Linked DNA regions of Homo sapiens: region 2 is linked to region 1. Evidence: read pairs that join two places in POLR2A ChIA-PET (ENCODE). Cell type or tissue: OCI-LY7. All regions are shown on one strand. Links, peaks and the distances in the headings refer to the core of each region. The heading gives the core; the rest is flanking DNA. Region 1 overlaps AKAP1 (A-kinase anchoring protein 1). Region 2 overlaps MSI2 (musashi RNA binding protein 2).

The links. ChIA-PET counts read pairs that join two places held together with the same protein. Peaks named below come from ENCODE experiments on the same cell type or tissue, not always from the same donor. Only the 100,000 strongest peaks of a DNase experiment are listed, where the experiment ranks them.
Region 2: POLR2A ChIA-PET joins it to region 1 with 7 read pairs; 2 of 35 experiments call an interaction of 5 or more read pairs at or near these places.

What each region holds. Positions count from the first base shown.
Region 1 is chr17:57,092,454-57,104,849 of GRCh38, forward strand. The region is part of intron 1 of AKAP1 (A-kinase anchoring protein 1); the gene reads left to right. Among named protein-coding and RNA genes, the nearest start is that of AKAP1, 13 kb to the left of the region's middle. RefSeq lists enhancers at 431-930, 6,609-6,688. In OCI-LY7, for the core only: no CTCF peak of the experiment used is centred there; a DNase peak (open chromatin) is centred at 9,858.
Region 2 is chr17:57,500,827-57,513,222 of GRCh38, forward strand. The region is part of intron 6 of MSI2 (musashi RNA binding protein 2); the gene reads left to right. Among named protein-coding and RNA genes, the nearest start is that of MSI2-AS1, 100 kb to the right of the region's middle. RefSeq lists enhancers at 5,876-6,403, 10,194-10,788, 10,789-11,382. In OCI-LY7, for the core only: no CTCF peak of the experiment used is centred there; no DNase peak of the experiment used is centred there.

The sequences.
Region 1 (12,396 bases), core at 8,662-11,161:
GACTGCCTTATTGGAACAGGTTCCTTTGAGGGAGCCTGAGAGTAAGGGGGGCTTATTATCCCTTACCCTTAGTGGTGGCTCTGTAAGGCTAATGTGTGGTGTGGCCACAGGGCTTCCTGGCAAGTGTATTCGCTGAGAACTTAAAGGTAAAAGCAAGCCCCTGTTTACCTACACAGTGTACCTGTCATGCTACCAGCCACAGAGGCATCCTGTTTCAGGAATCAAGTCTGGAAGCAGCTTCTGCTTATTAATTAAGAACTAAAGCCCCTTGGCTCTTCAGGCACATCGCTTTCCCCTCTGGAGAAAGTTTGGTGGACCGTGTCCCTTGGGGTTCTTGCGAGTCCGACTGGCCTTCCGCGCAGTGATGTTGGAGAGCCCTTTTTCTGAGAGCCATGCTCTGCCTCATCTTCACCTCCCCTCTTGCTACCTCTTGAGTCAGCCAAGCCTGTTCCTGCCTTAGGACTTTGGCACATGTTCTTCCTGCCTGGAACTTTCTCCCCGCTCTCCTCCTGCTTCCCCCCAGATCTTGGCACAGTTCTCAAGTGTTCCAGTTCTGATGCCACCTCTTCCAAGAGGCATTCCCGCCTCATTCTGTCTGCAGCTTCCCCTTCCAAGTGCTCCATCCAGCCTTTCTCATTTCAACCACAGCACACAGAAAAGGACTAGGTGACCGTTCCTCAACTCTCCCAGCTGGTGCCCTGCTACACGCACAGGGATATAGGTAATTCATCACATGCAAGGGCAGCCTTAGGGCTCAGTTCTCTCAATCAGTTGAGAGAGGCTGCAGGTCTTTATATTTAAGTCGCGGAATCTTTGCAGTATCTTACCTGTAATTTGACTCTCTACCCTTCCTTCCACCTTTGCTTCCTGAGGGATCTCTTTGCCTTATGTGCCCAGCGAACTTGGCTCACAGTGCGTGTTAAACTCTTTGTTAAATGACTGGCCCTGAGAGGTCCAGCCATCTGATGCTGGCTAGCCCTCAATGCCTTGCTTCCAGAGGGATCTAACCTGTCAATAAGCATGCTCTCTTTTTGATATTACTATTATGTCAGCTGGGCAGCTGGGGGTCTCTGAAGCAAAATTGGCATCAATTATTATAGGAAAATAAGGCCTTACAAGTTTGTACACAGATGAGTTGACATTAATGCAAATTTAGGATGGTTAATAAGAAACATAAAGCTGTGTGGTAATAGAGCATGCATTGCTACTTGTATGTATCTTAATAACGTGTTTTCTATCAAAACATTACTTGTAGAAAGGATTTGGCTTTTGACTGTGTACAAGGCTTGAAAGGACAGTCCTTTGCCCACTGCCCCCCACCCCCATTACTTTCAATTCTTCCAGCTGTCCCCACCATTGTCAGTAGTATTATTTTCTTTCTTTTTAAGGATTATTATCTGATTTGTTTTTCTGCTGTGGGAGATAGGATTTAGCTCGTTCCTATGCTTTTTTCTTCCCTCATCATCCCAGTGTAGAGATAGCCCAAGTTTTGGTCAAGTTGATCTTCAGAATATACATTATTATAATATGAACCTTGTTTATGGCTGCAAGGTTTTTAGTTTCCCATATTTCTTCTTTTCCTTCATTTTCTTCTTCTCCTCTCCTAGTTAATTTCCTTAGTTTCTTTTGCTTAATTTTCTGTCTCTCTCACCAGTTCCCTGACCACCTCGCAGCCTCCACCATTGCTGTGGAATGCCTGTCATTGGGGGAAAGTGGCTCTCACTGTGGCTCCACATACCAGGTACTCGCAACGGTTCCACGTTTCTCCTGGGCGCATCCCTTTTCCCTGGCTCTGCTTCCCCTTCAGCCTTGGAATTCCCTCTCCCCTTCTCTTGTCTCGTTTCTGGATCCAGTGCCCCTCCTTTCTTGGTTGATTTCCTTGTCTTGGGGGAGCCCATCGTTCAGTAGCTTGCTGAGAAGGTGTGCGTGGTTTGTGGCCCACAAGAAGCCAGCCGATCCATGCAGGGACAGGCACCTTTGAAGGCATGGATTGGGCCTTCAGTTGGGTGGCTGAAGTCAGCAGACAACTAGGCCTGTGGAGCCCTTCCGCCAGGCCAGGCCAGCAGAAGGTCTGGCTTCACTTTTTAGAGAAGTTATAAATGTGGCGATCTGGATTTGGGTACCAGGGAGTGGTGAAAATGGGTCCCCCCCAACTTTTTTTTTTTTTTTTTTTTTTTAAAGACAGGTCTCACTGTCCCCCAGGCTGGAGTGCAGTAATGCCATCATAGCTCACTGCAGCCTTGATTTCCTGGGCTCAAGTGATCCTCCCACCTCAGCCTGCTCAGTAGCTGGGACAAGAGGCATGTACTACTATGCCCGACTAATTCTTTTAAATTTTTTTTTGTAGAGATGAGGTCTCACCACATTGCCCAGGCTAGTCTCGAACTCCTGGGCTCAAGTAATCTTCCAACTTCCCAAAGTGTTGGGATTACAGGTGTGAGCCATCGTGCCTGGCTGAAGATGGGTCTTGAATGAAAGTCTATATATTGAATGGGGCATCCCAACTCTCCTTGGCTCCCATAATGCTGGCATTCAGGCTTATATTCTCTCATTCCTACCCCAAGATACTAGAACATTCTAGTCTGAGGACACTGGCACCCCATTTTCTGTTCCTCCTTCACCCCTAACAGGGCACTTCCATGTCCTATGGACAAAACTTTCAGTTGGTCAGTAGCAGAGAGTGGCAGTAACAGGCCCACTGGAGAAAAGGTCATTGCTTGTTTTTTGAGACAAGGTGTCACTCTGTTGCCCAGGTTGGAGTGCAGTGGTGCGATCTCGGCTCACTGCAACCTCTGCCTCCTGGGTTCAAGCAATTCTCCCACCTCAGCCTCTCGAGTAGTTGGGACTACAGGTGTGCGCCACTATGCCTGGGTAATTAAAAAAAAATTTTTTTTTTGTAGATACAAGGTCTCACTATATTGCCCAGGCTGGTCTTGAGCTCCTGGCCTCAAGCAATCCTCCCGAAGTGTTGGGGATTGTAGGCGTGAGCTACCGTGGTGGCCTGTTTGGGCTTTTTTTTTTTTTTTTTTTTTCTTCTGCCCTCCACTACTCCCCGCCAAGACTGAAAGTGCCTCGAGGGCAGTGCCTTGCCTGATTAATTTGTGTCCCACCATGCTTTTCTCTGTGAGTGCCAGTAATTATTTGTTGAATAGAAATTACCTTCTATGCTTTTATGTGATTTCTGGGGTGGTCGTAGTTCACTGTCTGCCATTAGGAAGATCAGGGTCTTACCTCTTTGGTTTTGCCCATGTGAGGTGCTGCGAAGGGTTTCTTGCTGCACACCAACATCTTTTCTGATGTCTTTACTGGCTTTTAAGTCAGGTTGTTGTCAGATTGCCATTTCATACTTTTTGGGCAGTTTTGTGTAATGTCTTCTGTGGTCGTGGGCGGGAACTCCATGTACCCAGGAAGGCATTCCTGGCACCTGTGTTGTGACCATCTTTAGAAACCTGGCGGAATTCACTTGTAAAGCAAGATGGTTGTCAAGGCCAGAGGTGAGGGGCAAGGTGAGTGTGACATAGTCTTCAAAGTTTTAAAATCCACACCCCTACCCCCAAAATGAAGTGATTAGGAAGACCTTTGTAGGAGGTGCTGATGATTTTTCCTTCACGAAAAGAGGCATGTGACTTGGACCTGCCATGGATTTGGCCAGCAGAGCAGGAAAGAGACTGGGCAGTTCAACCTCGGGTACTAAGTTTTCCAGAGCAGGAGTTGGTTTAACTTTTAGTTGGGCTGGCGGAGCTCTTACTTTGAGGCCATGTCCAGAGATGGTATTTCTGGCTTTTGGCTTGTCTTGTCTTACCTAGAGCACCTGGTAGTGGATTCAGGGTTTTCATTTTGGCCGTAGAAGGCTTTGCCAAGCAGGTACTCAGACACTACTGGGTTAAGCTTCTGGCCTTCCTTCTGTGAATTGGGCTGGGAAAGTGTCCCGAGTTCCTGACAGCTGCTCTACGTGGAAGGGCAGAAGCACCCACAAAGTGTGCTGGTCTGGTGGTGCTGGCCCCCCTGGCTTCTCTGTGGGCCATCACAATGGAGGGTGGGGGACAGTCCTAGACAGGACCTCACAACCCCACTGTGAGCTAATTTGGGATCTCTAGGGTACCCACATGAAGTCATAGCTTACTGTGACTTACACAGGCCCCTGAGGATGAAGGTAACAGTCCTGTGAGCACTGAGGCTGGGCTGGGACCAACACCTGAGCCATGGCTCCAGCACTCTGATTCCTGGCCCAGCCATGCTGCTGAGGGTGCACAGCCCAGGCCTACCATCGCCCCCACCCTTGGTGGCAGAACCGAGCACTACCCAGCAAGGTAGGTGTTGGCGGCTGCAGCATGTATCCAGCCCTCCTGTTCATTGGGGCCTTCTGGGAACACCCTTTAGAGCTGCATTGTCCAGTAGGTAGCTGCCAGCTGCAGGTGGAGAGTTCAAGTTAACCTAAAGTAGAATTCAGTGCCCTAGTCACACTGGTCACATTTCAAGTGCTCAGTAACCTCCCATGACTAAGTGGCTGCCAGTATTGGATAGCAGTCACTCTTGAGGGTCACCGAGACCTTTACCTCTTGTGACCTACTCTACTTTACCATGTTGCAACTGCTGCGACTATGGCTCCTGTGGCAAAGGTCAAACTCTTTGTCTCGCCTGACCAGCACTTCAGCTCCTAGGATTTCTTCCTGTTTTACTTTGGGACTCACTGTTCCCTCCCATGCCCAAAGATATTAGAACCTCAATTTATGTCCTGTCCCCCTCCCTACCCACCCACTGCAGCCTAAGGAAATCCTGGCCCTCTTTGAGAAAGCCTTCCTGGGCTCCCTTTGCCCACTTCTCAGCTGCTTGTGGCGCAGGGGTGTGTGTGTGAGTGAGTGAGAGAGATTGATTCTTCCATCAGAATCGTGTGCTTCTGGTGATCAGAATCTTCTGCTTATAGCAACTTAAACATATTTGAATGAATGAGCAAGGTGAATGACTGTGACCTGATGAGGAAATAGGTAAATGCATCTGATACAAGCCAAGAGGCGCTTTTGGAATCTTGCGGAGAACTCCGAGTTTGTGATTTTCCTCGACCAAACTCCCATGGAAGGGAGTATGCCTCTGCCTGGCCACAGACTGCTGTCATTCTCTGAATGCAGTGGCTGAAGTGCTGGGCTTTAGGTTCTGATTCCCTGCCCTTGGAAGACCCCCTTCAAGGGGAAGAGTCCCTCAGCAGGAACTTAATGAGCTGGGCACTCTGGAGGTGGAGTGTCTTGGGCAGGCTCCTTCCTATTGGTAGAACACCTGGGGACAGCCTTTGTCAGTGTGAACACTGGAATAATGGAAGAAATGTTCAAATTCCAGTGTAAATGTTCATTCAGAACGCAAAGTGGATGTGGCTTCACTGACCAGGCCCAAGCCCACATTGGGCTTGTTGGGCACTTGGCTCCTAAGCTGTTGTTTTTATGGTGGACTTTCCCATCAGTTACATGCGGCTCTTTTTGCAGTCACTGCAGCCAAATTGGCTTAGTCACTGGGACCAACACTCTCTGTACCATTGCCAGGGATTTGTTTTCTTGTTTAGCAGAAGGCTGTAGCCTGCAGTTACCAGGTTTGTCAGCTGAGTTGAGAGTGAGGCCATTACTTTTCTGAGGGCTGTTCTGAGAAGCTGCAGGTACCTCCCTGGAGAAAGAAGAGATCCTTTGGAACCTGGAGTGAGCAGATGAATGCTGAGGCCTGTGGCTGTAGCACGTGCCTAACTTCAGCTCTGTGTGACCACTTGGCAACTAGCCAGTATGCATCTATTCCCAGGCAAATGGACCTGCTAAAAATAAGCAGGCAGCTATTTAATTCCAACAGATTCAAAATGACAGAGTGTCCTCCCCACCAACCCTAGGGCAGGGCTCTGCAGCATCCTTCTGGGAGGCTTTTCTCTGACTGCAGACAGGTCTGCCCTTAGTCCTGGGCCTGGGGGAGGAGCCAGCCTTTGATTAGCTTGTGAGTAGGAAGGCTTTGGGGACTACTGTGATACCACTTAAATGTTGAGAAGTTCAGGTTTACAAAAAAAAACACCTCAGGGCAAAGAGAGCAACTCCGAAGAGTCTGGCCCAGTGCAGGAAGGAAGATGTCAGAAGAGCCTTGTAAGGCTAAAGGGGTATGTGTATGTATGAAAAGAGGTGGCACTACCTGGGCACTCAGGAAAGCCTGATGCATTTTATACCACCTCTTGTAGCCCTGTCGGACCACGTAAATTGGGCAAAATGGCATCTTACCAATTCCAAGAAGTCTGTTTGACTGAGGTGAGAGTGGCTCAGGGGTGAGGGAGTGAGGGGCTAGCTGATTTTTTTTTTTTTTTTTTTGAGACGGAGTCTCACTCTGTTGCCCAGGCTGGACTGCAGTGGTGCGATCTCAGCTCACTGCAAGCTCCGCCTCCCAGGTTCATGCCATTCTCCTGCCTCAGCCTCCCAAGTAGCTGGGACTACAGGTGCCCGCCACCAAGCCCCGCTATTTTTTTTTTTTTTGTATTTTTAGTAGAGGCGGGGTTTCACTGTATTAGCCAGGATGGTCTTGATCTGATCTCGTGATCTGCCCGCCTCGGCCTCCCAAAGTGCTGGGATTACAGGCGTGAGCCACCGCACCTAGCCTAGCTGATTTCTTGACTAGTGGGAAGTGGGGGCTGGTAGAGGGGCATCTGTGAGGTGTCTCCTGGCAATGGGTGCCCTTAGTGAGACCCAGCCAAGGCCTGCTGATCCCAGGGTCTCTTGGCTCTGTTCTTGTTGGAGGATGGTTCACATCTCTAGGCACAATTCCCTGGTAACAAGGAAAAAAACACATCTTCCACTCTGCTCTTCGGGGATCTGGTAATCTCTGTTCTCAAGTGCTGGTGGAGCGCTTCAAGCCAGGCAGTTTCTGTTCCTGGAAGCAATGGTGTGAGAAGGGCTTTATCTTGAGCCACTCACTGCATAGAAGCAGTGACACCTGGTTCCTGATTGCTCAGCCTTGGGTCTCTGGCTCTAGTCCAGAGTGCGGGGTGAAGGCTGGGGAGAGATGGGCACTGGGAATTTAGGTGGGACATCCTGGATTCTGTGGGTTGGGTGAAATGGGTAGCAGTATTCAGTGCCTTCTAGGAGGCCATCCCTGGCTTGGAAATGTTGTAGAAACCATGTTTTCCAGGCAGTAATTCTTCAGTAGCTCCAGTGACTATAGGGGTGACTCTAGAGGTGGTGGTCTGAGGGCTTAGAGCCTCAGTCTCTGGGGAACAAGCTGGGCAGGGAGGGCTAGTGGTGGTGTCCTGGTAAACTACAGAGCAGCAGGCAGAGATGGGTGTTGTGGCCTGCAGTGGTGATTCTGTGCATTCTGTCTGAGGACTGAGAACAGGGCAGGTGAAGTGCAGGGAGCCTAGTGACAGAAGGTGCTGGGGACTGGGTATGGGTGGCCCAGGGTACAGGACCAAAGCCAGGGCAGAGGTGCGTGCTTTGAGTGTTGGGTCTCTACCTCACTGTAGTATAGCCCCCTTATGGGATCTTGGGAGGCTGGGTGTGGTGGTGTGGTGTGGGACCAGCAACTAACTGCTGGAGACAGGCAGGACCCCTTGGGATCAACTTTTAGTTCTAAAGGGGTGGGGCTTCTCCCAGCCATCTTGAGAGGTGGTTTGTGTTTTGAGCAGACAGCCAATTAGAGTCTGCGGCCTTGGGCCCTTGATATGTAAAATAAGGAGAACTAGCCCCCGGTGGGGTAGCTGTTAGGATTGTTTTTCTTCTCTACCCCATCCCATTTAATCTTTTTCCTGCGATCAGATAATTGCTATGGGAGTCACAGCTATAAATCTGGGTGAAATGGGATTGCCTAGTTAATAAGGAATCACAATCTAAATTTACTGACCTGGCCAGGCGCGGTGGCTCACGCCTATAATCCCAGCAGTTTTTGAGGCCAAGGTGGGTGGATCACTTGAGGTCAGGAGTTCGAGCCCAGCCTGGCCAACATGGTGTGAAACTCCATCTCTGCTAAAACACACACACACACACACGCACACACACACACACAAACATTAGCCAGGCATGGTGCCGTGTGCCTGTAATCCCAGCTACTTGGGAGGCTGAGGTGGGAGAATCACTTGAACCTAGGAGGCAGAGGTTGCTGTAAGCCGAGATCGTGCCCACTGCACTCCAGCTTGGGCGACAGAGCAAGACTCTGTCTTAAATAAATAAATAAGTAAACAAACAAACAAACTGACCGGATGAAAACCTGGGTTTAGACTCCACTCCTCTTCCTGCTGGCATGTGCCCTGTTAGGTAGGATTTGAATCTTTTGACAGCAGGCCACGGGCACACTCCCCTATCCATTGCAGCCTTTCCTCATAGCCACTTTCCCGTCTCAAACTGTCCTTACTCTTTTTTTTTAAATTATTTTTTCCAGCCAGACCAACATGGAGAAACCCTGTCTCTACTAAAAATACAAAATTAGCTGGGTGTGGTGGCGCATGCCTGTAATGTCAGGTACTCAGGAGGCTGAGGCATAAGAATCACTTGAACCCGGGAGGCGGAGGTTGCGGTGAGCCAAGATCACACCATTGCCCTCCAGCCTGGACAACGAGAGCAAAACTCCCGTCTCAAAAAATTAAATAAAATTATTTTTATTGGGCAGCCCCCAAACTAGAATAGGTGTAGGGAGACTTCCCTGTCTTTACTCTTTTATTTGAAAGACAATTGAACACAAAGCAAATACAAGGCAAATCTCCCATCATTACCACTTTTTTGGGTGTGGGCGGGTTATTACAGAACAGTGATTCTCTCTTTCTTCCCCCCAGGATGGGGTCTCACTCTGTTGCAAGTGCAGTGGCACGATCTCAGCTCACTGCAACCTCCGCCTCCCTGGCTCAAGTGATCCTCCTGCCTCAGCCTCTGGAGCAGCTGGAATTATACCACCTGGCTAATGTTTTTTAGAGACAGGGTTTCACATGTTGCCCAGGCTGGTCTCAAACTCCTGGCCTCAAGCGATTTGCCGCCCCCTCCACCACCCCCAACCCCCGCCTCCCAAAGTGCTGGGATTTTGGGTATGAGCCACCACACCTGGCCTCAGAACAGTGATTCTCAAACTTGACTGCACATTGTAATCACCTTGGTTTTAAAAAAACCCTGCTGCTGGGGTCTCACTCTAAGATTCTGATTTAATAGGGCTGGTGCTGCCTTGGCCTTGGGCTTTTAAAAGCTTACCAGATGATGCTAATGTGAAGCCAAGTTGGAGAACCGGTTGTGAAAGAAATTAAAAATCTCTCCTCCCAAAAGGAGGAAGTAAGACTCTTTATCTGTAGGTAAGAAATCCCAAGGAAATCTACTAAATGGTTAGAATTAGTGAGTTCAGCAAGTTTGCAGGATACAAGATCAGTGTGTAGAAACTTCCCCTCTCCTACAACTGAATGGCTTGTTGTGTGTCCTTCCCAGTTTTTCCATGGGATTATGTGAACATAGACATTCCATACACATGGTGGTCTGTACCTTTTTGTTTTACGTATCCAGGTGATTTTTTCCATGTCGGCACATGAGATCAACTTCTTTCGGTAACATCGGTATGTCAGTGGATTCCATAATCTACCTAGCAGTGATTCCCCTGAAATGTTTGTTAATCCCAATTTTGTTTCAAATGATGCCTCAGCCTGTGCAGAGGTACGTGGGTTAAAAACATTTTGAAAAAAAATTTTTTAAGGGACTAGTCTCACTGTGTTGCCCAGGCTGGTGGCAACTCCTGGACTTCAGCGATCCTCCTGTCTCTGCCTCTTTAAGTAGCTGGGATCACAGGTGCTTGGCTTTGTGGATTTTTCTTTGTTGTGGTTTTGTTTTTGTTTTTTTAATTTAAAGATGCCAAGTGTGGGATTTCAGAGTTGTAGGATGTGGTTATGAGCTTTTAAGAGCTATCATAAGGCTCTCCGGAAAGGTAGTACAGACTTCCCCTTTTCTTGGCTCATATAGCGCCTCTTCCCCACAGTTCTAGAATAATGGGTTCCAGATTTAATGTGGGAGAGAATTTAGGTACCCATCCCTTGGCTGTATGCCTTGAGCTTTTTTTTTTTTTTGAGTCTCGCTCTGTCACCCAGACTGGAGTGCAGTGGCACTATCTTGGCTCACTGCAACCTCTGCCTCCCGGGTTCAAGTGATTCTCCCGCTCAGCCTCCCGAGTAGCTGGGAGTACAGGCTCCCGCCACAACTCCCGGCTCTCTCTCTTTTTTTTTTGTATTTTTAGTAGAAACAGGGTTTAACATGTTAACCAGGATGGTCTCAATCTCCTGACCTCGTGATCCACCCGCCTCAGCCTCTGAAAGTGCTAGGATTATAGGTGTGAGCCACCGCACCCAGCCTCCTTGAGCTATTTTAACCTTCAAGATAGTAATTCATTTGGCTGGGCACCGTGGCCTGTCATCCCAGCACTTTGGGAGGCCGGCTGGCGGATCACCTGAGGTCTCGAGTTCCAGTCTAGCCAACATGGCGAAACCCCGTCTCTACCAAAAATACAAAAATTAGCCAAGTGTGGTGGTGGGCGCCTGTAGACCCAGCTACTCTGGAGGCTGAGACAGGAGAACTGCATGAACCTGGAGGCAGAGGTTGTAATGAGCCGAGATCACACCACTGCACTCCAGCCTGGACGACAGCGAGATAAAAGGAAAACAATCTAGCAAGGTTCTGTGTTTGAATGTGAAGCAAAACGGTAGCACTAAATTTCTTCCCTGAGGAATTGATGTAAAGCCTTAGCCCTGGCCACTGCCTAGCCCTGCATTGTGCTTCAAATGCTATCATTGCTGCTGCTTCAAATATCAGCAAGAAAGTTTATCTTTAAAGATATAGGGACTTTCAAATGGAGGTGACCTTCTCACTACCACTGCCCCCACTTCATCACTTCAGGGGCAGAACACACCTCTTAGCATTCCTTCACAAACTGTAAGGTCCTTCTCAATCCCCTAGGGATCTTGTTAAAATGCAAGTCTGAGGTGAGACTGGGATACTGCATTTCTAGCAAGGTCCTAGGCAATATTCAGGACTTCTGGTACATGGATCGCACTTTCAGAAGCAGAGTCCTAGAGTAGTGGTTCCCAGCCTTGGCTGGAAAGTAGAACCTCTCAGGGAACTTTTAAAAGTACTGATGTTCTGGTTCTGCCAGAAAACAATATAAGTCAAACCAATATGAGTTGTTAAAACATGTGCATTTGTTATCTCTAAAAGAAAACAAACCCAAATAAGGTGTAATTCAGCTTGTCAGTTGAAGGATTTTTGGTTTTAAAAAGACATTACTTTGGCAGAGAGATTTAAAGTTTGCTGGCATAGGAAGCATTGAATGTAAGTGTTCTAGAATAAGCCCATCATATACCTTTAGTGAGTGTTAACTGCTTTGCAAAGAACTTTCTATATCTCAGCTAATCCTTATACCAACCATCCATTAAGAGATGTGTCCCCATCTTACAGATGAGGAAAAATTGAGTTTTCTATCCCCTTTACATGTCTGTTGCCTTCTTCTAGGCCCTTACTATTCCTCCTTGCTTAGACCTAACTGACTTAGGTTTCTAGGTTCCTTCTGCTCGATATACTTCACTTTTCTTTTTTGAGATGGAGTCTTGATCTCGGCTCACTGCAACCTCCACCCCCCTGGATTCAAGCAATTCTCCTGCCTCAGCCTCCTGAGTAGCTGGGATTACAGGCGCCTGCCACCATGCCCAGCTAATTTTTGTATTTTTAGTAGAGACAGGGTTTCACCGTGTTGCCCAGGCTAGTCTCAAACTTCTGACCTTAGGTGATCTGCCGAGCTCTGCTTCCCAAAGTGCTGGGATTTCAGGCTTCAGGCATGAGCCACTGCGCCCAGCCTCGATTCACTTTTCATCCTGTTCCCAGAATTGCCTTCTAGAAACAATTTGATGTGTGTGCCTTGCAGACCTATGCTGGTTCTCTGTTGTCTGCAGGATAAAGTCCAGACTACGCAGTGGGGCCCTAGGACACCCTCACTGACCCCACGATGGTACAGATGCTCCTCAGCTTACAATGGAGTTACATCCTGGTAGACCCATTGTAAGCTGAAAATAGCATAAATCGAAAATAAATACATCTAATGCACCTAACCTACTGAACACCATAGTTTAGCCTAGGCTACTTTACATGAGCTGAGAAGACTCACAGTCGTCTACAGTGGGGCAAAATCACCTAGCAACACGATCCACTCTGGAGTGCCCGTTGTTCACCCTTGTGATAGAGTGGATGACTGGGAGCTAGCATTGCGAGAGAGTAGCGCATCACCTATTGGTAGTCCAGGGAAAGATCAGAATCCAAAATTGGAAGTATAGTTTCCACTGAATGGGTATTGTTTCCCACCATTGTAAAGTTGAAAAATTCTCAGTTGAGCCTTGGAAGATCAGGGAGCGCCTGTATTTGAATCTTCCAAGTCTGACCTGGA
Region 2 (12,396 bases), core at 5,210-7,709, 400 kb after region 1:
GTGGCATGTGCATGTAGTCCCAGCTACTTGGGAGGCTGAGGTGGGAGGATCACTTGAGTCCAGGAGGTCAAGGCTGCAGTGAGTTATGATTGTACCACTGCAGTACAGCCTGGGTGACAAAGTGAGACCCTGTCTTGAAAAAAAAAAAAATGAACCAATATGATTAATAATAATGGCAGCATCAAGAGCCTGTACTTCCTATGTGTTTCCATGTGTGTAAATGCTCTGTCACACCGTCTCATTTCACCTCATTTCCCCATAAAGAACATTCTATTAACTGGGGTTCAGAGAGTAACTTGTTCTGTCGCTCACCCAAGATCGCCGTGTGGTTCCTGAGTGTAAGGTGTGAAGCCAAGTCTCTGTGGCCCTGGGGCCCGAGCCCTCAACTGCCCTGCTAGGGTCCAAGCTGACCACTGCAGGGCCTTAGTCTGGAGGAACGGCTTGACTCCGGACATCTGCAGGAGTGTTTGCTGTGTTGAGTTGAGCCCCTCTGCCAGACGTGTCAAAACAAATGCTTTTGTGTGTTTACTGCCTCACACGCTCAGCCAGAAGCTCCTGTTTTATCATCTAGTTTAGATTGAGGGGAAGAGGCTTCATCAGTAAGGACCTGTCTCACTCTTCATCCCACGGCCCTGGGCCAGGCCCTGTTAGCTTTCAAGAAGGCAGTTTATCCCTCAAGGGTGGTCCTGCCTCCAGGCTGCCCCCACCCCATCCCTGTGGTTCTGCGCACAGAATATTGTTAGATTTGATTTTTCCAAGTCGTCTCTCTCAGTGCCTAAAAGAGATTCTGGCGTGCTCAGGGAAGTTTTTTGAAGTGACCAAATGAACAGTATGTGTGCTGATTCATCTCCCCTCACTACTGTCAGGGTGAACCAAGTTCAGCCGTTGGCAACGAGACGGACCTAGAATAGCCCCTGCTCCTGGAGATTTTATTCATAGACCCTTCAACACAGCCTGCTCTTATAGACACAGTCATTACATGTCTTGGGTTTTTCAGGAAGATTTAGATTTTCTGTGTCAGATGATGTATTTAAGATAACTTCAGTCACTGCGTAGCTCTGCAGGACAACCATTTATTACAGGTCTATTTCAATTTTTGAAACTTATAGTAGAGACAGTTGCTAAGTTCAAGCTCTCAGAGCTCACCTCCAGGTTGCATAGCCAGTTTCTAGGAGGGTCCTGGGTTTCAAGAGCAAGAGATTCCCCTCATCCTCCACTCCTGGGCTATAGGCAGGTACAGAGTACAAGGCTCAGAAGGGCCCACCAGCGATGTGGGGCTCTCCAAGGGTCCTCTAGGAAGGAGACCCCAGGGGAGAGAGAATGAGTTGGGGCAACCAATAGGAAAAGGGCTAAGAATCACGTTAACATTTATGGAATAGGCCACGTGCACCTGGCATTTCACACTTGGCACCTGGTTCTTTACCACATTAAAAGATGAGTTTAACTTTTCTCATCTTACAGGTGACGTGGTACAGAGTTTAAGAGCATGGGCTCTGGGGTCCACTGTTGGGTTTAAATCCAGGTTCTTCTCCTCATAAGCAGGATGAACTTAGCCAAATTTCTCAGCCCTCTGGATTTCAGTTTCCTCATTGATAACATGGAGACGATGATAATAGTGCATCCTTTGAAGGTGTAATGTGTGAATTGAACTAGATAACTTTGTGAAATGGCCGGCATAGTGTCAGATCTACAGTAATTGTGTAATAAGAATTAGCTGCTATTATTATTGTTGTTGTTTGAGGGATATGGACAGGGAATGGAGAAGATGACTCTGAGATATATATATATATATATATATATATATATATATAGTCATCATTCTGTCATGCAGGAAGGTCTGGGCTCTAGATTTAAGCCTTCTAGCATCTAATGCTGGGTCACTACTGTGATCAGAGGTCCTGATGAGGCTGTTTGCGTGTTTGTGCACAGAGGCGCATGTGTTGGGAACCGACCACCTACCCTTCCCCAGCACCATTACATACCCAGGCTCTGCTCTGACCTTACAGCCCACCCTCCATGGCCCCCAAGTGGTCTTGGGAGCAGATGCACAGCTGGTGGATTGGGCCTGGGCCCTGGCTTGCTCACCAAGCCCTGAGCTTCTGTTTATGACTAATTGCTTTGTTTGTTCTGTATGAGACACTTAATTTTTTTTTTCAGTGATTTACTCCTCTTTGTAATTAGGTGTGGTGATTAGAATCTTGTTCCTATTACAATGGAGTTTTCCTTTTAATTCATGCACATTCACCAGGCCTATCTCCGTCTGTTCCATTGATTGTCCCCAGTTGGCTTTTCCCAAGCTGTCATATAAATCACAGTTCAGGGGTGGCTTAGAGACTGATACGAGTCCAAGGAATGAAAGAGAGCTGATGGGGAGTTTTGTTATATTCAGCTACCCAATAGTGATACATATTTAAGGATGAAGTCTCAATAAATCAGGGCACAAGGAGTTGGCAAATTACTTTAATAAGTGTTCTTTACTATATCTTCTGCATGTGATTTATTTTTTTATTAAAAATGTCATTACACACACATATACGTTTTGCTAGGAAAAGGTCTGAAAATAAACACTGAAGTGTTAACAGTGGGTGATTTGTATTTTCTTCTCTTTGCTCATAGGCAGTTTCTGCCATGTATATATGACACATGTATTAAAAAATAAGAGGTTTTGCAGGCCCTCCTTTATAACAGATTAGAAACAGCACATTTGTCAACTAGCCCAAGGTCACTTCACACATCAGCAAAAGACTCCAGGTCTTTAAAGTTCCAGAGCAATTGCTCAGTCCCCAGAGCTGACGTTCATCCGTCAGTCAGTCAGCAAGTAGTCATTGAGTCCTGGGTCTGGGGTGAGGGGCAGAGAAGGCATAAGATGTGGTTCCTGTTCACAGGTGCTTATGGTTTAGGGAGAGAGTTGTTTTTGTTTGTTTGTTTGTTTGTTTTTGAGACAGAGTCTTGCTGTTGTCCAGGCTGGAGTGCAGTCGCGCAATCGCGGCTCACGACAACCTCCGCCTCCCAGGTTCAAGCGATTCTCCTGCCTCAGCGTCTCGAGTAGCTGGGACTACAGGCGTGCACCACGATGCCCAGCTAATTTTTGTATTTTAAGTAGAGATGCATGTTGGTCACGCTGGTCTCGAACTCCTGACCTCATGATCTGCCCGCCTCAGCCTCCCAGAGTGCTGGGATTACAGGCCATGAGCCACCGCGCCCGGCCGGGAGAGAGGTTTTTGACAGAAACTTTCTCTTCCCCTGACCATGGCTCTGACCTCTCAAATTCCCCAGACTTTGGTTTCTCCTCCACGGATCCTCCTCCTTCATGATGCTGTGAAGGTGGCCGATGCCAGGGCATTGCCCTCTCGGTTCCGCCTCTTCCTGCAGGGCACCCTCCCTTCCCGTGGTCTCCCATCCAGCCTCCTTGTTGCTAGCTCTTGAGGCTGTGTGCCCTCCCGTTATGACCTCACAAGGCAGCCCCCCGGGATTCTCCTCATGCCTTTCCTTCAGTTTTCCCTTCTGTGGAACACAGACAAAGTCATGTTCCTCCTAAGTAAAGGGCTGGAGAGAATTCAGTGGAATGACAGACCAGTGGACTTGACTGGGGGTGTGCGTCCGAGGGGACCTAGATGTGATGCTGGAAGGCAGGGTAGCTTGCCTCGGGCCATGAGTGCTTGGATATTTCCCTGTGGGCAGTCGGAGACATGGAAGGTTTTCAGTGATCCTTCAGGAAAAGTAACCGGGTCACAGTCAGTGATGCCAGGAAGGTGGCCATCTTGTGTTAGGTCACAACTTACAGTGACAAGGTTCTGAAGCAAAGAGAGTTGTAGAAAAAGTGGCTGGGCGCAGTGGCTCACGCCTGTGATCCCTGCACTTTGGGAGGCCGAGGCGGGTGGATCAGCTGAGGTCGGGAGTTCGAGACCAGCCTGACCAACACGGTGAAACCCCGAATCTACTAAAAATACGAAAAATTAGCCGGGCAGGTGGCAGGCGCCTGGAATCCCAGCTACTCAGGAAGCTGAGGCAGGAGAGTTGCTTGAATCTGGGAGGCGGAGGTTGTGGTGAGCCGAGATCACACCATTGCACTCCAGCCTGGGCAACAAAAGCGAAACTCCATTTAAAAAAAAAAAAAAAGAAGAAAAAGTAAGGAAAGGGGAGAATGGGGGGTCCCATCAAAGGAAGAAATAATAGAATGGGATGGGGTAGCTTGGAAGACAGAGGACCGGGCAAGAGTGTAAAGCTTTCAACTGCAGGAGGTTGGGGTCACTAGTTGAAATGGAGTCTGGGGGAAGGTGTGTTTGTCATTGTTAAGATGTGCTGGGGTTGGAGGTCCCAGAATATCCATGTCACGGGAAACCAACAGCAAAGAAGTGAGCCTGCTGCTCTGGGGACAGGCCTGGCAACAGAGCACAGAGAGGCAATGGCTCTTCTTGCCACCTTCTTGCATAGGGGAGAGAGCTCAGATGGCGAGGGTGGGGGCCATGGATCAGGTAGGATGGATGACGCCCTGGAGTTTTATGGGGTGAGAGAAGAAAAGGGAGCCTGGGAGAGTTACAGAGAGGGGGTAGAGCACCTGGGGCCTAGAAAACCCCAGAGAAAGCATGGACATAAGGGAAGGTTGGGAGTTTAGGTATATTCTTACATTTTCCTTGACGTGTTTTCCTATTTAATAAAAAGGGGTGGGGTCTTCCAGACTTACTGAACAAATTAACAAGGAAAAAGCTCATCCCCTAACATATGCAGGTATTCCTTGCTTTTAGAAAGAATGCCTCACCAGAGTTGCTTAAGCAGAAATGTGTACAACTTGGTAGGCTATTCACTCTTTTGCCAGGGGAGTAAAAACCAAGAGAGAATGAAATTTCAGGTTAAAGCTATGCCAGTGGTTATTTGGTATGGCCGAGTGCCATCTTGGTTTGGGGGTGCGGCGGGGGGTTGTGTATATATTCAAGTTAGTATGTAAGTCAGGGTGGAGTCGGGGGACAAGGTGAAAAGCATATGGGAAATAAAAGCAGTTTCTCTGAAATTCTGTGGCTGTAGATTTCTTTCTCTGGAACCAAAGAGAAACTTTAATGAGTTTTCCTTTGCAGGTAAAGCAGTTTTATTCTGTAGCTGAGACTTCTCTAAATAAAGCAGCCTTCCTTCTACCTCCACTGCTCAGGCTCTCCCTTCCTGATGGCCCCCTCCAGACTCTCTTTAAAACAGAGTTTCATGCATGAGGAAGCATCATAATGTAATACTCATCTTATCTCCACACTTACCCAGCAGGCACTTACAAAAGGACAGTGGGCAAACCTTAGAAATCTCTGTGGCAAGCGGAGGTGGGACGTTTTCTTTAAAGACGCCCTCACCTAGGTCTGTCCAGGGCAGGACCCTGATGGGCCAATTAGCCACGATCAGGGTTTCCCTGCTCCGGCTCTTTCTCTTTGAAAGGCGTGGGCTCATCTTCCTTTACATTTCCAAGGTTCTCCACTTGTCTCCCTCGTGATAAACAGTGTAAGGCGGAGTGTCTAAAGGACTCGGGGAAAACCTGCGGGGTTATTATGGCTCATTTGGTAGATGAGAGGGATCTGTAATTTTCCGTGGTGTATTTGTATGCACAGAGATGTGATAAAGATGGCTTGTAGCCTCTTTCATTTTCCAGATGTCTCACAAGTGGATAAACATCGCTTCTTTCTCTGGCTGTGGGTCTGCTCTTTCTGGTGTGCTCCTGATGCCATGTTCCCTGGGAACGTTCGCAGTCATCTCACCGTCCCCGAGAACAGCCATTTTGTCTTGGCAGGTCTTCCCCTGGCCTTCCGAGGGAGTAGGGAGAAGGCTGCTGTCGGGGGAGGCCATGGGAGTGGAGGGGGCTCTGCCTCGTCTTCCAGAACCGTTCAAACATCTGGATGTGTTTAGCCCTTTTGATTCGAGTTGAGCAAATCTGGAGCTTGCTTTTTGTGCCTGTTGAAGGGCAAACCTTCCTGTGTCTTCCTCCATGTACAGACTGTGGGGACAGCCAGGGTTAGACAGGGCGTCTTGGGAGGGGAAGGACTTAAATCTCATGAAGACAGATTTCTGACAGCTAGGAAATGCCTGGAAATGGTGTGTATGTTGGGGTCAGGGAGGATCTGTAGGGTGATTTTCAAGCCAGTGCAGGCCCAGCCCAGACTCACAAACCTCCCTGCTGCTTGGTTAAACACATCTTAAAGATGCTAATTTTGTTGTACATTGACATGGTGAATGTTTTCCTAGTGTTGAATCCATAATGTATTTGGTATGAAGCTATAAAAAACCCTTTCTTATTTCCCTCCCTTTTATTTTACCTCCAAGATTTGTTAAATGAAGAATTTGTCTTTCTCAATCTATCTGTTTCTCTGTGTGTGTTGGGGGGGGGGGGTGTAAATCTCTTCCCATTGGTTTTTGTCTTTGTCTCTCTGTGTGTGTGTGTGTGTGTGTGTGTGTGTGTGTGTGTGTGTGTGTGTGTGTGTGTCTCCCCCACCCCCGACAATGACTAAGAAGCATTGAGAACTGGGCTTTTTCCTACAGATGCAGTGTGTCTTCTTCAAAGTGGGAGTCTGTGTACTTCTTCCAAAGATCCTGCCTTTGCTCTGCGCAGTTTCAAAGTGTTCACTGTGAACTCATATTCAGACTCTAGCATTTTCTTCTGAATATCCTCACTGGTGATAAATCTTTGGCCTTTGAAAGTGGATGTGATTTTTGGAAACCATTGCCAGTCTTGGTTCCAAATGACTTGTGGCCAAGATTGATTATGCTGTTTTTGGACCAAAATGCAATAGGACTATAAAATAATGACTAGTTGTTTTGCATGAGTTGGGAACTGACTAGAAGGGAATTCCCCACCCCCCTGACCCCCGCCTCACCAAAGTTTCAAGAAAATATTTCAAGTCTTAGTGAATAAAGACAGGGCCTTCCATGGTGACTTCTTTGAAGGGGATGATGACCATATGACGTCCACTCCGGTGTATTTGTCTATCAAACAACAAGACAGAGGGTGTATTTTTTTCTGCTTTTAAATTTGTAGGACGGGTCTTGTTGTATTGCCCAGACTGGTGTCGATCTCCTGGCCTCAAGCGATCCTCCCACCTCAGCCTCCCAAAGTCCTGAGATGATAGGTGTGAGCCGCCATGCCTGGCTTGCTGCATTTTCTTTTTAATCCTTGCTGTGCATTAGATGTGGCACCAAGCCAGCTGATGCTAGATAAAGGGCCAGGGTCGTTTATGAGTTAGTGTTTAGTGAAGACCTACTTCAGAGCGCAGCAGCAGCAGGCATTGCCCTTTTAAAACTCCTGCTGCAGGTCAGCAGCAGCTGTGTCTGGGAGCTCATGGCCAGGACAGAGGAAAGCCATCCTGAGTGCTTCGTCACCCATTCCCTTGCCTGTGGCCCGCTATTGGCTGGCAGCTCTGGACAGGCCATTCTGCATTGATATGAGACCCCCACCTCAATGCCACACACTGCAACCACACCACCCCTTCCTCTGCTGCCCGTATCCAGCGCAGACTTCCCGGACCTCCAGCCCCTACCATGTACAGAATTTGAGGCATCTACACTGACAGCCCTTTCTTTCCCTGTCCTGCCCACAGGAAAATCAACACATTTTCTTCACTAATAAAGTGAAGATTCAAATGACAGGAACCTTAAATCTCATTTTAAAGTGATGAATACAAAATGCATTTGAAGGCTAAAGTTTAGGGTGCTCCAAATAGCTTAAAAGATTTGATGCTGGCTGGGAAGAAGTCTGGAAGTGTTTCTTTCAGGGAGCAAAGAAAAGCCATACCATGGGACATAAGCCCCTCTTTGGAAGGCCTCTTCCAAAGCCTATAGTTTGCCCCCAGAAAGTGATGTTTTGGTTCAGATGCCATCAGATGTGTGGGATTGGCAAGACATGGGAAACAGAGTGCAGCTCACAGATACGCGCGTGAGCCCGGCAGGCCTGGCCAAGGGGAGATAGGAACTGGGAGATGTAGGGCACCTGCTGATGGCAGACAGTGGGCTGTGCTGGGAGGCTTGCACCTGGCTGGATAAAGTGCTGAAGGAGCGTGTTCTTGCACGTGTTCATGCACCCATGGTCAGAGGCCACAAGGCTGTTCCGGGACCCATTCATTAGAATAGAGTCCTCAAGTCCTAAAGTACAGTGTCATCTTCGATGAAAAATGGTTTCTGTGGTCCAAGTGAGAGGACCCCTGAGTCAGATCAGCATCGAGTCATTGCAGAAATCCACAGGGATCCTCGGGCAGCCCTGCCTCCATCTTCCCAGTCTGAGAGATGGGGCAAAGTGCTGCTTCTCAAGGGTTTTGAGGATTAATGAGCTGACATTTGAAAACTGCTTGGGAGACGAATTGGAAGTGCTAAGTATTACTATTTCATGTGGAAGTCTGAAAATAACTGCACCGAAGTGTTCTGATAAATAACTAAATTGAGCTAGTGAGGGGGAAATTTCAGCCGTCTAGAGAGTGTTTCTCTTAAATATTTTTTCTCTCAAGTGGAAAGGAGTGAGGGGGAGAGTGAGGAAGAATTTATCCAGGGAGAATTTGTGTGCGTTATGCCGCCCACAAATGGAAGAATATTGAGTCGGCCTCACCAGTCTGGCGTCATCTTGGTTGCTTGCTTTTTGTTTTGTTTTGTTTTTGAGACAGAGTTTCACTCTTGTCGCCCAGGCTGGAGTGCAATGGTGTGATCTTGGCTCACTGCAACCTCCGCCTCCCGGGTTCAAGTGACTCTCCTGCCTCAGCCTCCTGAGTAGCTGGGATTACACACATCTGCCACCATGCCCGGCTAATTTTTGTATTTTTAGTAGAGATGGTGTTTCACCATGTTGGCCAGGCTGGTCTCGAACACCTGACCTCAGGTGATGCACCCACCTCGGCCTCCCAAAGTGCTGGGATTACAGGCGTGAGCCACCATGCCCAGCTGGTTGCTTGCTTTTTGCTCCTTCTTCAACTCCAAACCCAAGGCATTGCCAAGCAAATGCAGTCCCCCCATGATTAATTCAGTTGTCTCTACCACATGACACCTTCACAAGGTCTTTTCTGCTTTTTCAAAACTTTCCCATCCTTTACGATTAGTGTCATTCCTGAAGATTTTTGGCCAAATGGCAGTTTCTCCATTCCTTCTGTTGTAGCACCTGATTGTGCCACAATCAGTCACTGCATTTGCCCATTGGTTTAAATGTCTGTTTCAGCTTGCCTCTTCACCTGGGGCATGGGAGGCAGAAAGGGTGCATTTTTCATGTGTGCTGGGCCTGCCACGTATTTGTTGTCAGTTTGTTCTTAATTGCGCTGTTTGTCACACCACCGTTCTGCCCCACGAGGTTTCCCCATCTACTCCTTCCTCTGTCTTGGTCCCATAGGACTTTCAGCCTTTTGTGTGGCTGGGTTTTCTGCAGGCCTCTTTGGGGGCTGGTATGGATGGCCTTGGGTGGGGAGGGTGCCTGGGCCCCTGAGGCCCTCTTGATGAGGTGGGATGTTGTGAATGGTGGCCCCATCCCCAGGGAGCCCTCTCGTTTCTTCCTACCCTGATATTTTATAACAAGATGCTCATAAGCCTTTGGTTCCACTGGCGTGAGCTCCTAAATAATGTTGCACTCCTCTTGTTTTTTTTTTTGTTTGTTTGTTTGTTTTGTCTTTTGTTTTTCTGGAGACAGAGTTTTGCTCTTGTCGCCCAAGCTGGAGTGCAATGGCACGATCTCGGCTCACTGCAACCTCCGCCTCCCGGGTTCAAGTGATTCTCCTGCCTCAGCCTCCCAAGTAGCTGGGATTACAGGTGTGTGCCACCACGCCCGGCTAATTTCTGTATTATTAGTAGAGACAGGGTTTCACCATGTTGGCCAGGCTGGTCTCAAACTCCTGACCTCAGGTGATCCACCCACCTCTGCCTCCCAAAGTGCTGGGATTACAGGCGTGAGCCACCACACCCGGCCTCCTCTTGGTTTTAAAAGCCATGCGAGTTCTAAAGTCTGCTGGAGCTGGCCAAGGCAGAACACTCATCTGGAAACACCTTTTAGAAAATAGGCTTATGGCACATTTTTGTGTTTCTCTGGCTTTAGTCCATGGCACATAAACTGGGGTTGGGAGCAGGCATTTAAATCCCCAGGGCTAGCTCTTGTCCTGTCTCTGCCTCGCTGTATCCCGCTCTCTGGAGGTGGGAGGGAGCTGTGCCTGCCATGCATCCACCAAGCAGATGCTTCTGTCCCTGGAATCCCAGCTTTGCTTGGTGATCAGAAACTCCAGGGGTATCAGTCAGTCTTGACCCTTTGGAGGAGGTCACCACCACATCCAGGCAGGGACAGCGATTTATGCTTTTCCACTGATACCTGTTCTAGAACCAGAGGGGGTCAGCCAGCATGGTGCACTGAGTCCCCAGAGCAGGGTCCCAGGTGCAGCCTGAAGGATGGAAAAGACATGGGCCCTGCCCTCAGGGAGCGGATGCTCTGGCAGGAACTTACCATGGTCATGCAGACGTCAGGGTGGAACAAAGGAAGGCGCATTAATAAACCGCAAATGTGAAGTGAGTAGAATAAAAGGTAGAGTGGCGACCCACCCGCTCAAATATATTGAGTAGCCTCTCCTTCCCCTTACCGCCACCCACCCCACACTTACCCAGAGACACAGAGAAGGTTCATTAAGCTGGAATAGTCATCTTTCCTTCCTGCGTGCCTTGAGACTGGGGCTCCTCGGCTTTCGAGACCATCTGGGCTCAAGTCCTGCTGGCTCAGAACGCCTCTCATTTGCTCCTGGAGCGGGGTGTTGCCCTGGGGAGGCAGGTTTCTCTCGTGCGTACGGATGTTGTTTCCCGGGGTTGATGCAGCGTACTAACCCCAGCTCTGCCTCTGGCCTGCTGTGTCACCGTGCACAGCAGGGTTGATTAAGCCCCTGACCCCTTGACCTCAGTTGGCACTGTTGGATGTCCCCCAGGCTATTTGGCAATGGGGTATTGGTTTCAGCAGAGACTGAAGGTGGTCTCTCTGACATCATTTTGTTCCCCCAGGTTTCTTTCTGAAAAGCCAGAACCTCACCTTCAGGGTGGAGGCCCAGCCATTCCGCAGCTCACACAGGCCAGGCCCACACAGACAGCTGTGCTTTCTGCAGTTTCCCTGCCCTGCTCCCGTGGCTTACATTCCACTCCAGACACACACACCTGCTGCTCCATTACCAGGTCCCTGGTGCCCCTTTGCTTAGAAACCACCTCCTGCCATTTTTGTGATGAACCGTCTCCCCCAGCTAAGTTAGTGTCATTTTTACCCTGAGTATTCAGAGCCCTTGAGTGCATGAATGAATGACTAAAAACTGGGCCTTGACAGAGTGCCTGTATGTGCGCTGCATGGGGCCTGCACAGCCTAGAGCACTTATCACGTATCCTGCACTGATGGCGCCTCTGTCCCCATGAACTCAAGGACAGGAATCAAGTCTTCCTCATTTAAAAAGTCTTTGGGCCTAATATGGTAAATATGAGTTGATTAATTTTTTTTTTCAAATGAATGAATGGATTCTAAAGGTAGCACCACTGCCTCTGACAAACTTCTTTTTAAGTTAAGGGCTGCCCATTTGCTGAACAGAAGGAGCTCATTCAGCCCAGTTGTTAGGGCATTAAGTGGGCTTAGGGTAATAGCTCTGAAGCTGCTGTCACCTGTTGCCATCTGGCCAGAGTAGCCTCCTCAGGTAAGGGCTGAATCTCTTTGCTATGCAGGATGACACAGGGGGTCCTCACTGGAATAGAGGTTGGCCTCAGTGAGTTAATTTCCTCGTTGAACAGAACTCAGAGGCCGCAGAGTCTTAGTTAAGACTTGGCTGTAAATCACAGAAACCATCTCATGTCGGCACAAGCCTGTCTGTCCCTCTCTGTTGCCTGGTTTTCCATGCTTCTGCAGCCTTGTGGCAGGACACGGCTGCCTCCCATGTGGGCAGCATGGGCTGGACAGATAGATGTTAGAGAAAGTGGCCATTGTGTCTCATCCTGGGTACTCCTTGCTCAGGTGAAGCCAGCCTTGCCACTAATTTTAACTTCACTTAGCATCAACATCCTAACTGTAGAAAGAGGGAGGTCCTCAGACATGAACAATACTAGATCTTCTGACCAGCTCGCTGAGGATGTAATAATAATGGATGGCAGCTGTTTAGTTCTTCTTATGTGCCAGAATATTGCACATGAATTAGCTTCTTCCTTTTTTTTTTTTTTTTTCCTTCTGAGACAGAGTCTCACTCTGTCTCCCAGGCTGGAGTGAAGTGGCATGATCTTGGCTTACTGCAACCTCCACCTCCCGGGTTCAAGCGATTCTCCTACCTAAGCCTCCTGAGTAGCCGGAATTACAGGTGCCCGCCACCACTGCTGGCTAATTTTTGTATTTTTAGTAGAGATGGGGTTTCACCGTGTTGGTTAGGCTGGTCTCAAACTCCTGACCTCTGGTGATCCACCCAC